2 separate regions of the Homo sapiens genome follow, and region 1 is linked to region 2. A link is an interaction called in ENCODE POLR2A ChIA-PET data of the cell type or tissue named here. Cell type or tissue: PC-9. All regions are shown on one strand. Links, peaks and the distances in the headings refer to the core of each region. The heading gives the core; the rest is flanking DNA.

Region 1 (5,381 bases), core at 93-5,092, 660 kb after region 2:
AGGAGGCCTTGAGTTTTGAGAACAATTAACCGCAGACTGGGGCTGGAGTACCAAACTCCTCCTATCCCCACGGCAACTCACTCACAGAGATGGCATAGCTCCATGAGCACATCCTCTCGTTTCTTTCTTTTTTCTTTTCTTTTTTTTTTTTTGAGATAAGTATATTTTTATTTATTTTTATTTTTGTATTTTTAAAAAATTTTATTTTAGGTTCCGGGGTACATGTGCAGGTTTGTTATATAGGTAAATTGCGTGTCACAGGGATTTAGTGTTCCTTACCCAGGTAATAACCGTAGTACCTGATAGGTAGTTTTTCAATCCTCACTCTCCTCTCATACTCCACCCTCAAGTAGGCTCCAGGGCCTGTTGTTCTTTTCTTTGTAACCATGTGTACTCAATGCTTAGCTCCCACTCATAAGCAAGAACATGCAGTGTTTGGTTTTTTCTTCCTGCGTTAATTTGCTCAGGATAATTACCTCCAGCTCTATCCATGTACCTGCAAAGGACATAATCTCATTCTTTTTTATGGCTACATAGTATTTCATGGTGTATATGTATCAGGTTTTCTTTATCCAGTCTATTATTGATGGGCATTTAGGTTGTTTCTGTGTCTTTGCTATGGTGAATCATGCTATGATGAACATATGCGTGCATGTGTCTTTAGGGCAGTACAAGTTACATTCCTTTGGGTATATACCCAATAATGGGACTGCTGTGTCAAATGGCAATTCTGTTTTAAATTCCTTGAGGAATCTCCAAACTGCTTTCCACAGTGGCTAAACTAATTTACATTCCCATTAACAGTGTATAAGTGTTCCCTTTCCTCCAAAACCTTGCCAGCATCTGTAATTTTTTGACTTTTTAATAATAGACATTCTGACTGGTGTGAGATGGTATCTCATTGTGGTTTTGATTTGCATTTCTCTAATGACTAGTGATGTTGGGCATTTTTTTATATGCTGGTTGGCCACGCGTATGCCTTCTTTTGAAAAGTGTCTGTTCATGTTCTTGTCTCACTTTTTAATGGGGTTGTGTGTTTTTCTTGTAAATTTAAGTTTCTTATAGATTCTCAATATTAGACCTTTGCCAGATGCATAGTTTGCAAATATTTTCTCCCATTCTGTAGGTTATGTGTTTACTCTGTTGATAGTTTCTTTTGCTGTGCAAAAGCTCTTTAGTTTAATTAGGTCCCATTTGTCAATTTTTTGCTTTTGTTGCAATTGCTTTTTGTGTCTTTGTCATAAAGTCTTTGCTGGTTCCTGTGTCCAGAATGGTATTCCCTAGGTTATCTTCCAGGGTTTTTATGGTTTTTTGTTATAGATATAAGTCTTTAGTCTATCCTGAGTTAAATTTTATATATAATGGTGTAAGGAAGGGTTCCAGTTTCAATCTTCTTCAAGTGGCTACCCAGTTATCCCAGAACCATTACTGAATATGGAGTCCTTTCCCCATTGCTTGTTTTTGTCAGGTTTGTCAAAGATCAGATGGTCATAGATACGGGACATTATTTCTGGGCTCTCTATTCTGTTCCATTGGTCTATGTGTCTGTTTTTGTACCAGCATCATACTGTTTTGGTTACTGTAGCACATTCTCTCATTTCTCTTCTGAAAATGGAGATCATTTAAGGTTACCTAGCAAGGAAGTAAAAAGAAAAGAGAGAAGGAAGGAAGGGAGGAAGGAAGGGAGGAAGGAAGGAAGGGAGGGAGGGAGGGAGGGAGGGAGGGAGGGAGGGAGGGAGGGAGGGAGGGAGGGAGGAAGGAAGGAAGGAAGGAAGGTAAATAAGAAGACATATGCCATTCCTTAGAAGTCAGAGAGGCACATCATAGAAAATCTTAATCCCCTAAGAAAATTTCCTCCCCTTTTCTCCTTTTTTGTGAGGATTCTGTCCCAGGTGAAAAAGTCAATGTATGAGACAGAGACGAAGTGAGAGGACTGGTATAAGAAGACCAGAAATTTTATATAAGGAGATATGAACAACGAACTAGTAACAGTCTGAAAGTCAAGCTAAGGATTTTTTGATGAGACTTTCCCCTGCTGTGATTAGTCACCTATTTGGAGGCATGACCCTGACATTCTGCCTTTTACCTATTTGATGTTTTAGAGAAGGGATTCTCAAAAATGTCCTGCACATTAGCAGTACCTAGGGAGCTTTTAAGGCTCTTGATGTCCAGGCTTCACTCCAGACCAGTTAAATCAAAAATCCCTGGGAACAGACCCAGCAATCAGCATTTTTTTAATCTCTTTAGATGATTCTAATAATGTATGTAAGTTTAAGAACCAGTTTTAAACAGCTACGCCTTTTAACTCCAGGAATAAATAAGGCAAATGAAAATGATCTTTTGAATATCTCAGCAGACTAACAATACCCTCCTTAGTATGTGCAATCTCAGAATGCCCAGTATGCAGACTTTACGTGTGATAATGGACATAAGCCTTGAAGATTTTTCAGCATTCCCCAAAACTGCATCTGTTAATGACACAGTAGATGACTGACTGTCCATTTTGATTATACCTAATTACAATAAGAACATGATTAATGATAGTTAGGGACATTTTATTTTTTAAGGCATAATGATGAAAATTAATCATGCTGTAGGCACATCCCCAACTCCCACTCACTGAACAGACTAGGCAAGAGAGCATGATATTCATTATAATCTCTTCTTGTCTGACTTTACTTGACCTTTCAGGTAGAATTCAGTGAAAGTAAAAAGAAAAGAGGACAAGACATTCCCTTCAGGGCAAAAATTTAAAAAGAGAAAGAATAGATAGAACCCAGGACTTTTGCAGCAGATGAAACATCAAACACACACACACACACACACACACACACATACTCACACACACTCAACTGACCCCACCTCTCAAAAACAAAAGTGTTTAAAAATAAGATCTTGGGGAATTGGATCATCATAGTAGACTGAATACCTGCATCTTCCTTTCCTCCTGCTCAGAGTCTCATAAGAGGCAAGAAAATATATTTTTAAAAAAGGAAAATTATAATAGCAGTAGTAAACAATAAATATCATTATAAAATTTTTATAATGAGAAATTTGTTAAAGAAGGAACCTAGGTGGTATTAGACTAAGGATAAATAAAATGAAAGAAAATCAAAGCCAAAACATGTATAAGAGAAGACTTCTCTGGACATCCACAGATTGGTTCTGTGAGCACCCTTTATTCAATCAACAGCTGTAAAGAGTAGGAGGAAGCCCAGACATCACCAGGGTAATTAAATGAAGAACTGAATTTAGAAGATATGTACTTATATCATCTGTACTTTGCCCCAGTTCCTTGTACATGCAATGAAACAGGCAGTAACTTGTGTATACGGGTAATAAAAAATTCAAAGCATAGCAAATATTTGTCAGCAATCACAATAGAGTGAGCAGGTAAAATTTTCCTATAAAAAGACAAAGACCATCCTGTTGAGGTTAGAAATATTTATTTGCCATTTACAAAAAATAAACAATAAATATGCACACACACATGATCCTGAGCAAAAGTTGAAAAATGAAAAAATTATATCAAAAAAGAAGCAAATATGGCAACCTTAATATGAAACAAGATGAAACGCAAGTAAAAAAACTTTAAAAGAGGAAAAGGTGAGCTTAATCTCATATTTAGTTTTTAAAACATCATACACTGAGAAAGTATAACACCAAGTTCAAGAACCTTTATGCACATAACACAATAGCTTCAGATATCATGTCTTCAAACTGAGAATTTTTCTTAGTGAAACCCAAACAAAAACTTCCTATGCAATTCAACCTGCTGTTTTCATTTTCACTGAGGCTAGGCAGGGTGGTCCTGAGGGACCCCTTAGGACACTATCTTCTCTGCCTGGAGATAAGAGGAGGAAAAATGACAACAGGAAGCAGAGTGCTTTTTTTTTTCTTTGAGACAGAGTCTCACTCTGTCGCCCAAGCTGGAGTGCAGTGGTGCAATCTTGACTCACTGCAAGCTCCACCTCCCGGGTTCAAGCCATTCTCCTGCCTCAGCCTCCCAAGTAGCTGGGATTACAGGCGCCCGCCACCACACCCGGCTAATTTTTTGTATTTTTAGTAGAGACAGGGTTTTCACTATGTTGGCCAGGCTGGTCTCGAACTCCTGACCTCGTGATCCACCAGCCTCAGCCTCCCAAAGTGCTGGGATTACAGGTGTGAGCCACTGCGCCTGGCCAGCAGAGTGCTTTTGTAGATGTGGATTTGATGTATTTATGTGCCTGATACAATGCCCAAGATGACTTTTGTTGACTCACCTGATTCGGGGAATGTGTAAAACCCTGGCAGTCCCCAAACATGAGTATGTTCAGCTCTGCATTTGAAGGAAGTTTCTGTTGGTCTAGCCAGTGGCGGAATGGCAGCCTTAGGAAGGAGTAAGCCCTCTCCTTCTCGAAAAACCCGAGCAAGGCTGGAGACTTCTCTGCAGTGGTGGGGTAGTGAAAATATATACGTGAAAGGGGTGACCTAGATTGTTTTAAATAGGGCTTTTTCTCTCAACTCACAACCCTATAAATCAAAGAAATATAAACTGAAATGGCCACATTGAAGTTAGCAAGGAAAGTAGGGAGGAAGGACATCTCTTTCAACTGACATGTAGATTTGAACTGAGGAGGTGATACAGTTTGGCTGTGTTCTCACCTAAATCTCACCTTGAATTGTTATAATCCCCATGTGTCAAGGGCAGGGCCAAGTGGAGACAACTGAATCATGGGGGAAGTTTTCCCCATTCTGTTCTCATGGTAGTGAATAAGTTTCACAAGGTCTGATGGTTTTACAAATGGGAGTCCCCGTTCACAAGCCTTTTTGCCTGCTGCCATGTAAGATGTCCCTTTGCTCTTCCTTCATCTTCTGCCATAATTGGGAGGCATCCCCAGCCATGTGGAACTGTGAGTCCATTAAACCTCTTTCCCACACAAATTACTCAGTCTCCAGTATGTCTTTATTAGCAGCATGAGAAAGGACTAATACAAGAGGCAAGAGAAAATCCAAGGTTTCTTCCAATCCTCTGACATGAACAAGATGGGAATGTGTGATTGGAGTAGATTGAATCAAATTTTGCAAATATTCACTCTCTTGTGCGTCCTACCCCCACAGGAAGGAATCTAATTCCCAGCTTTGGTCGTGTGACTTGCATTGACCGGAATGTGAGCAGACATGCCAGACACTGTGTTAAAAATGACTCTTTCGGTGTGACTTGTGGTTTGGCAGGCATCTTGAGCCTCCACCATAGGAAGGGTATGTGACTTTGCTAAAGCTGCCATGACAAGTACCACAAGCTGAGTGTCGTAAACAACAGACATTTATTATCTCACAGTCTCGAGGCTGGAAGTCCAAGATCAAGGTGTTGGCAGAGTTGGTTTCTCCTGAGGCCTCTC
Region 2 (5,381 bases), core at 198-5,197:
TAAATCCATAGTAGTTTTCCAATTAATACTTGTTGTATTAATATGTTGAGTTGAATTGACTCTACAATTTCTAGATTCTTTTTTCCCAAAAACAAACAAAAACCTCTCAAGTATATTTCTATTGCTATATCTATTATTCTAATATAATTTTTTTTCTGAAGTTTAAAAACATGTCAGTTTATGGAGAAGGCTAGCTTGGTTTATATTTGGTTTTTGCTTTTTCTCTCCTTTCTCTCTCTTTCTTAATTTGGTAGACAAGCAAAAAAATTTAGAAATTGGCTGGGTGTGGTGGCTCATGCCTGTAATCCCAGCACTTTGGGAGGCCAAGGTGGGCGGATCACGAGGTCAGGAGTTCAAGACCAGCCTAGCCAACATGGTGGAACCCCGTCTCTACTAAAAATACAAAAATTAGCCAGACGTGGTGGCGTGCGCCTGTAATCCTAGCTACTCAGGAGGCTGAGGCAGGGGAATTGCTTGAACCCGGGAGGCAGAGGTTGCAGTGAGCTGAGGTTATGCCACTGCACTCCAGCCTGGGCAACAGAGCAAGACTCTGTCTCGGAAGAAAATAAAAAAATAAAAAAATCTAGAAATCATGTGAAGGCCTTATACTTCTGGCCATTACATCAATGTGCCCACTTCTTCCCCTCATGTTAGAGATATTTACAGTGCCACAGCACAATGGAGTTCTTGAAACTGCTTCCAAGGATCCCTTTCATAATTCCAGTGGATGAGATTGTATTTAGGCCAGACACCTCACACACAAAGAACTAGGAGTTAATTAAACCAGGGCTGGATCATGGTTAACATTTTTCAAATGTTTGAGTTTAAGATCCAGGAAAGATGGAAAAATTGTTCTTTTATTTAGTCCTTCATCCATTTGTCTGCTCATACATCCCTTATTTAGTAATACCTTAAGTACAGAAAGGACCTGGGTGAATTACGCTAATGGAAGAAATGAATGAGTTTGTAATAGAGCAGCAACCTTGGGATGGGAGAGGTCTGCAGGGGGCTCAATTTCAAGCCAAAACTGACCCTAGGAAACGACCACTAGAGCAGTGTTTTCTCACTTGCCTGCCAGCTGGTGAGGCAGCCAAATCACTGGTCGGCAGCTTGGTATTTGGCAGTCTCTTGAAGTGACGCCTGGAGAAATATGGTGGATGATTGACTTAGGTGAAAACCTTTTAGGTAAAAATAAGGCATGTCAATTTAATGAGACCAGCTTTGTGTGTATGATTTATAAAGTGAATTTGAAGGTAATTTTAAAAGATTAGTTTCAGAAGAATCGGTGGAAAAAATATCTCAAACACCAAGATATACTTGACATGTAAACTCAAACCTAAATAGTAGTATTACCCAGGGTTCTTGATAGCAAGCAATGGCTCTAATATAAAAAGGAAAGAAAGAGAGAAAGGAAAGGAGAAAGAGAAAGGAGAGGGAAGAAGAACTGAAACGACATTAGCAAGCACATCACGTTGATGAGGAGTCAAGAAAACCAGACTGGGAAAAGGGCAGGGCCCAGGGCAGCTCTAGAGAGCTCAGCTGCAGGTCGGCAGCCGAAGTCACTCTACAGAAGCAGTGTAGCTAGGAAGCTGCAGCCAGCACAGATGCCATACCACGTAATGTAGCTTCTGCTACCCCTGAACTGTAGCTCCCAAAGCACCACAAGATTTGATCTGAGATCACCCATGGTGTCTAGTGTCCTGAGGTCAGTGAGCTTAAATCGGAATGACTCTGGTATGGTGTCATGCCCAGCCCTGGCCATCCAGGGTAGATGAAGGCACTCCTCCATGTCTGTGGAGGGAGGCAGATGCCCAGAAGTACCCTACTGCCAAGTGCCTGCCCCACACCCCACAGGTCAGAGTAGGAGTCACCCTCAAGAAAATGAGAGTGCTTTGGGGAAGGGAGATGGATCCTGGGAATGAAAACAGAATGAAAAGAATCCAGGGAAATGCCCCAGACTGCCTCAAAAAACTGAATAGAAGAAAAAAAATCCTAAACCTTTATGTATTAGTCCATTTTCATGCTGCTGATAAAGACATACCCGAGACTGGGTAATTTACACAGAAAAAGAGGTTTAATGGACTCAAGGTTCCATGTGGCTGGGGAGGCCTCCCAATCATGGTGGCAGGTGAAGGGGACGTCTCACATGGTGGCAGACAAGAGAGAATGAGAGCCAAGTGAAAGGGGAAACCCCTTATAAAACCATCAGACCTCATGAGACTTATTCCCTACCATGAGAACAGTATGGGAGAAACCGCCCCCATGATTCCATCACCTCCCACCGGGTGCCTCCCACCACACATGGGAATTATGGGAGCTACAATTCAAGATGAGATGGGGTGGGTGCATTAATTTTAGAAAAACGAGCACAGGGACTAATGATTGTTACAATCTACAGACATAGACTAGTCTGTCACTGAAAGGGCTTTCAGTATGCATCTCATAACCCCATGCCTCTGTTTTAAGGGAGAAAGGGGCCCAGTGAGTGACTTTGCCACTGGAAAGCAAATTGTAGAGTTGGAACCGGAACCCGCACCTCCAGATTCCCAGTTCAGCATTGGAACTGGACTAGGATTTCTTATTTAACATCCTGTGTAAGGTTGTGCACTTGGATCTGGGTTAGAATCCCAGCTCAGGCACTTACTCTCTGTGGGAACTTGGGTTTTTCCCAACTTCACAGTTTTCTCATCAGTGAAACTGGAAAAAAAATTACCTCCTCCTTTCTTTTTAAGTTTGTTGTGGGGATGTGGGAATTAAATAAATTAAGTAAAGCATGTCAGAGCTTGGTTCAATGCCTGACAATTAGAGAATTTTCAACACACGTCAGCCAGATCCAGTGATGAGCACTTGATTGAGTGGAATTGAGCTGATGCAGTGATAGCAGACATTCTTCTGAAGCATACACTCTGCAGTCACAGAAAAAACTGGTTCAGGAAAGTGGTGAGTTGGTTGATGACAAACATGTTGAGGAACTTTGCCAAAGAAACATCTGAGTAAAGGCCAAATTCCTGGCTCATGATGTTTTTAAAATTGATTTTTGTGTGTTTTTAGATTGGCCAAGAAGATGCTCAAAATGGAGGAATGGAAGTTTGAACATGAGGAGGAGGGCAAGACAGAGATGTGGGTGTGTCTTTCGGGAACTTCAAAGTCCTAGGTGTCCTTAGAGGTACTGAGGGTCCTGCACAGGGCTCCTCTATGAACACGTGACCTACAGTAAGAGGTTAGAGCTTCAGGCCAAGCAGGGCTAACCTCACGCAACAGTGAGAAACAAGTTATTCATCTTTGGGGTCCTTCAATGGCCTCTGAGCATTCCTGCTTGGATCCTACCTCCCCTAGCCTCTCCCTGGGGCCTCCACATGTTTGGTGCTCCAAAAGAGATACCCCTGGCACGAACCCATTTCTGTCCAGTTGGCAAGTCCATGCAAACATCTCAATTATCTAATCAGAACTTGCCTCTTCAGGCCCTGCCCCTAGCCCAGATAGAACACGCCAAGGATAGGAGGAAGAGGGCCACGTTCCCACAGTCACAATATTTGCTTTGAACTAAGATTGAACTTCCTTCCTTTTTTATTGGCCTCTGTTCAACCATCCTTTCCATTCTCCCTCTTCTCTTTTGTTGTGCTGTTTCTACATTTGGGATTCTGGTTTCCCACCTCTGCTCTCTGGCCTCCAACGCCAGACTCCCTGCTTGCCTTCTTTTCTCAGTTCCATGTTGCTCAAGCATTTTTGCCTGAAATTTGACCCCTTAGACTTGGCCTCAGATTCCACTTTTCTGAACTGCCACTCCTGGCAGCTCTGAAGGTGGGGACTGGATCCTGTTACATGCACTTCCCTTCAGAGAGGGCAAGTGGCCCAATGGCTATTTCTGCTAAACACTTGGGGCTTGAAATACAAAGCTTTTATACTGACCGGGAGTGGTGGCTCATGCCTATAATCCCAGCACTTTGGGAGGCTGAGGCAGGCAGATCACTTGAGGTCAAGAGTTCAAGACTAGCCTGGCCAACATGGTGAAACCCTGTCTCTACTAAAAATACAAAAAATTAGCTGAACATGGTGATGGGCACCTGTAATCCCAGATACTTGGGAGGCTGAGGCAGGAGAATCACTTGAACCCAGGAGGTGGAGATTGCAGTGAGCCAAGATCATGCTACTGCACTCCAGCCTGGATGACAGAGTGAGACCCTGTCTTAAAAAAAAAAAAACCCACAAAGCTTTAACACCACTATTTTCCAAGATGTGAAATGTCCAAGTCATCTCAGGAGATATTTAAGAAAATAAGGGTCCTATGAAAATACCTGAGAAACATTCAGCAAATTTGCATACTTTCTTCTTTCTCATGGAGAATCACAGCACATCTTTAGCCCATTGCAGATTCTGGAAACTCCTATTGTAAAGAGACCTTTGAACTTGGCATTTCATAATTGTATTTGAGTGCCAGAAATATTTTTCCAGCAAGTACTTATTAAACAGCTCACAGAACTACTGATTCCTGGAGATGGCTGCCTTCATTCACTTAATGGTGGTATCCAATGTGGGAGAGTATAGGCATCCTGGTAGGTGCTTGTCTATAGAGTTTTTCAACTTAGTCCTCGCAATGGACCTGCGAAGTAGATTGTATTACCCCTACTTTATTGTATTGTAGATTGTATTACTCCTACTTTAAAGAGGAGGCTGGGACTCAGTGAGGTGAAGCTTTGCAAAGCCCACACTGCTGGTAGCTGGGAGGGACTGGATTCAAGCCCAAGACTGCCAACCCTTGAGCCTGCTCACATCTTTTTGGGCCCCACTGGCAGCCAGGGGTGAAGAATAGGCCATCTTATATTGAATCTGCTGGTGACAGCTGTCAGAGTGGCAGAACAGGGCAATGTCACTTCTCTGGGCAACTCTCTGGTGGCAACCAAGGAAATCTACTATATGTTGTTGTAGGGGTGCCTGGCAAGTCCAGCCTACAGAATCCACTTCTGGGGCTGGATTATCCTCTCCCTTACTGACCCACCTGCAGTCCACCTTTAGGATCTGCTGGATGTATCTTCAAACTATTTTTTAAAAATCTGACTATTTCTGGCTGGGCCCAGTGGCTCAAGCCTGTAATTCCAGCACTTTGGGAAACTGAGACGGGTGGATCACCTGAGGTCAGGAGTTTGAGACCAGCCTGACCAATATGGTGAAATCCTGTCTCTACTAAAAATATAAAAATTAGCCAGACATAGTGGTGGGCACCTGTAGTCCCAGCTACTCAGGACGCTGAGACAGGAGAATTGCTTGAACCCAGGAAGCAGAGGTTGCAGTGAGCCAAGATCGTGCCATTGCACTCCTGCCTGAGTGACAGAGCAAGACTCCATCTCAAAAAAAATAAAAATAAAAAATAAAAAACTGACATT

The links. ChIA-PET counts read pairs that join two places held together with the same protein. Peaks named below come from ENCODE experiments on the same cell type or tissue, not always from the same donor. Only the 100,000 strongest peaks of a DNase experiment are listed, where the experiment ranks them.
Region 1: POLR2A ChIA-PET joins it to region 2 with 5 read pairs; 2 of 35 experiments call an interaction of 5 or more read pairs at or near these places.

The regions. Positions count from the first base shown.
Region 1 is chr2:223,076,566-223,081,946 of GRCh38, reverse strand. The region is part of intron 1 of LOC124907986 (a long non-coding RNA gene); the gene reads right to left. Among named protein-coding and RNA genes, the nearest start is that of KCNE4, 27 kb to the right of the region's middle. In PC-9, for the core only: no CTCF peak of the experiment used is centred there; no DNase peak of the experiment used is centred there.
Region 2 is chr2:223,733,580-223,738,960 of GRCh38, reverse strand. No RefSeq gene overlaps it. Among named protein-coding and RNA genes, the nearest start is that of AP1S3, 100 kb to the left of the region's middle. In PC-9, for the core only: no CTCF peak of the experiment used is centred there; a DNase peak (open chromatin) is centred at 2,940.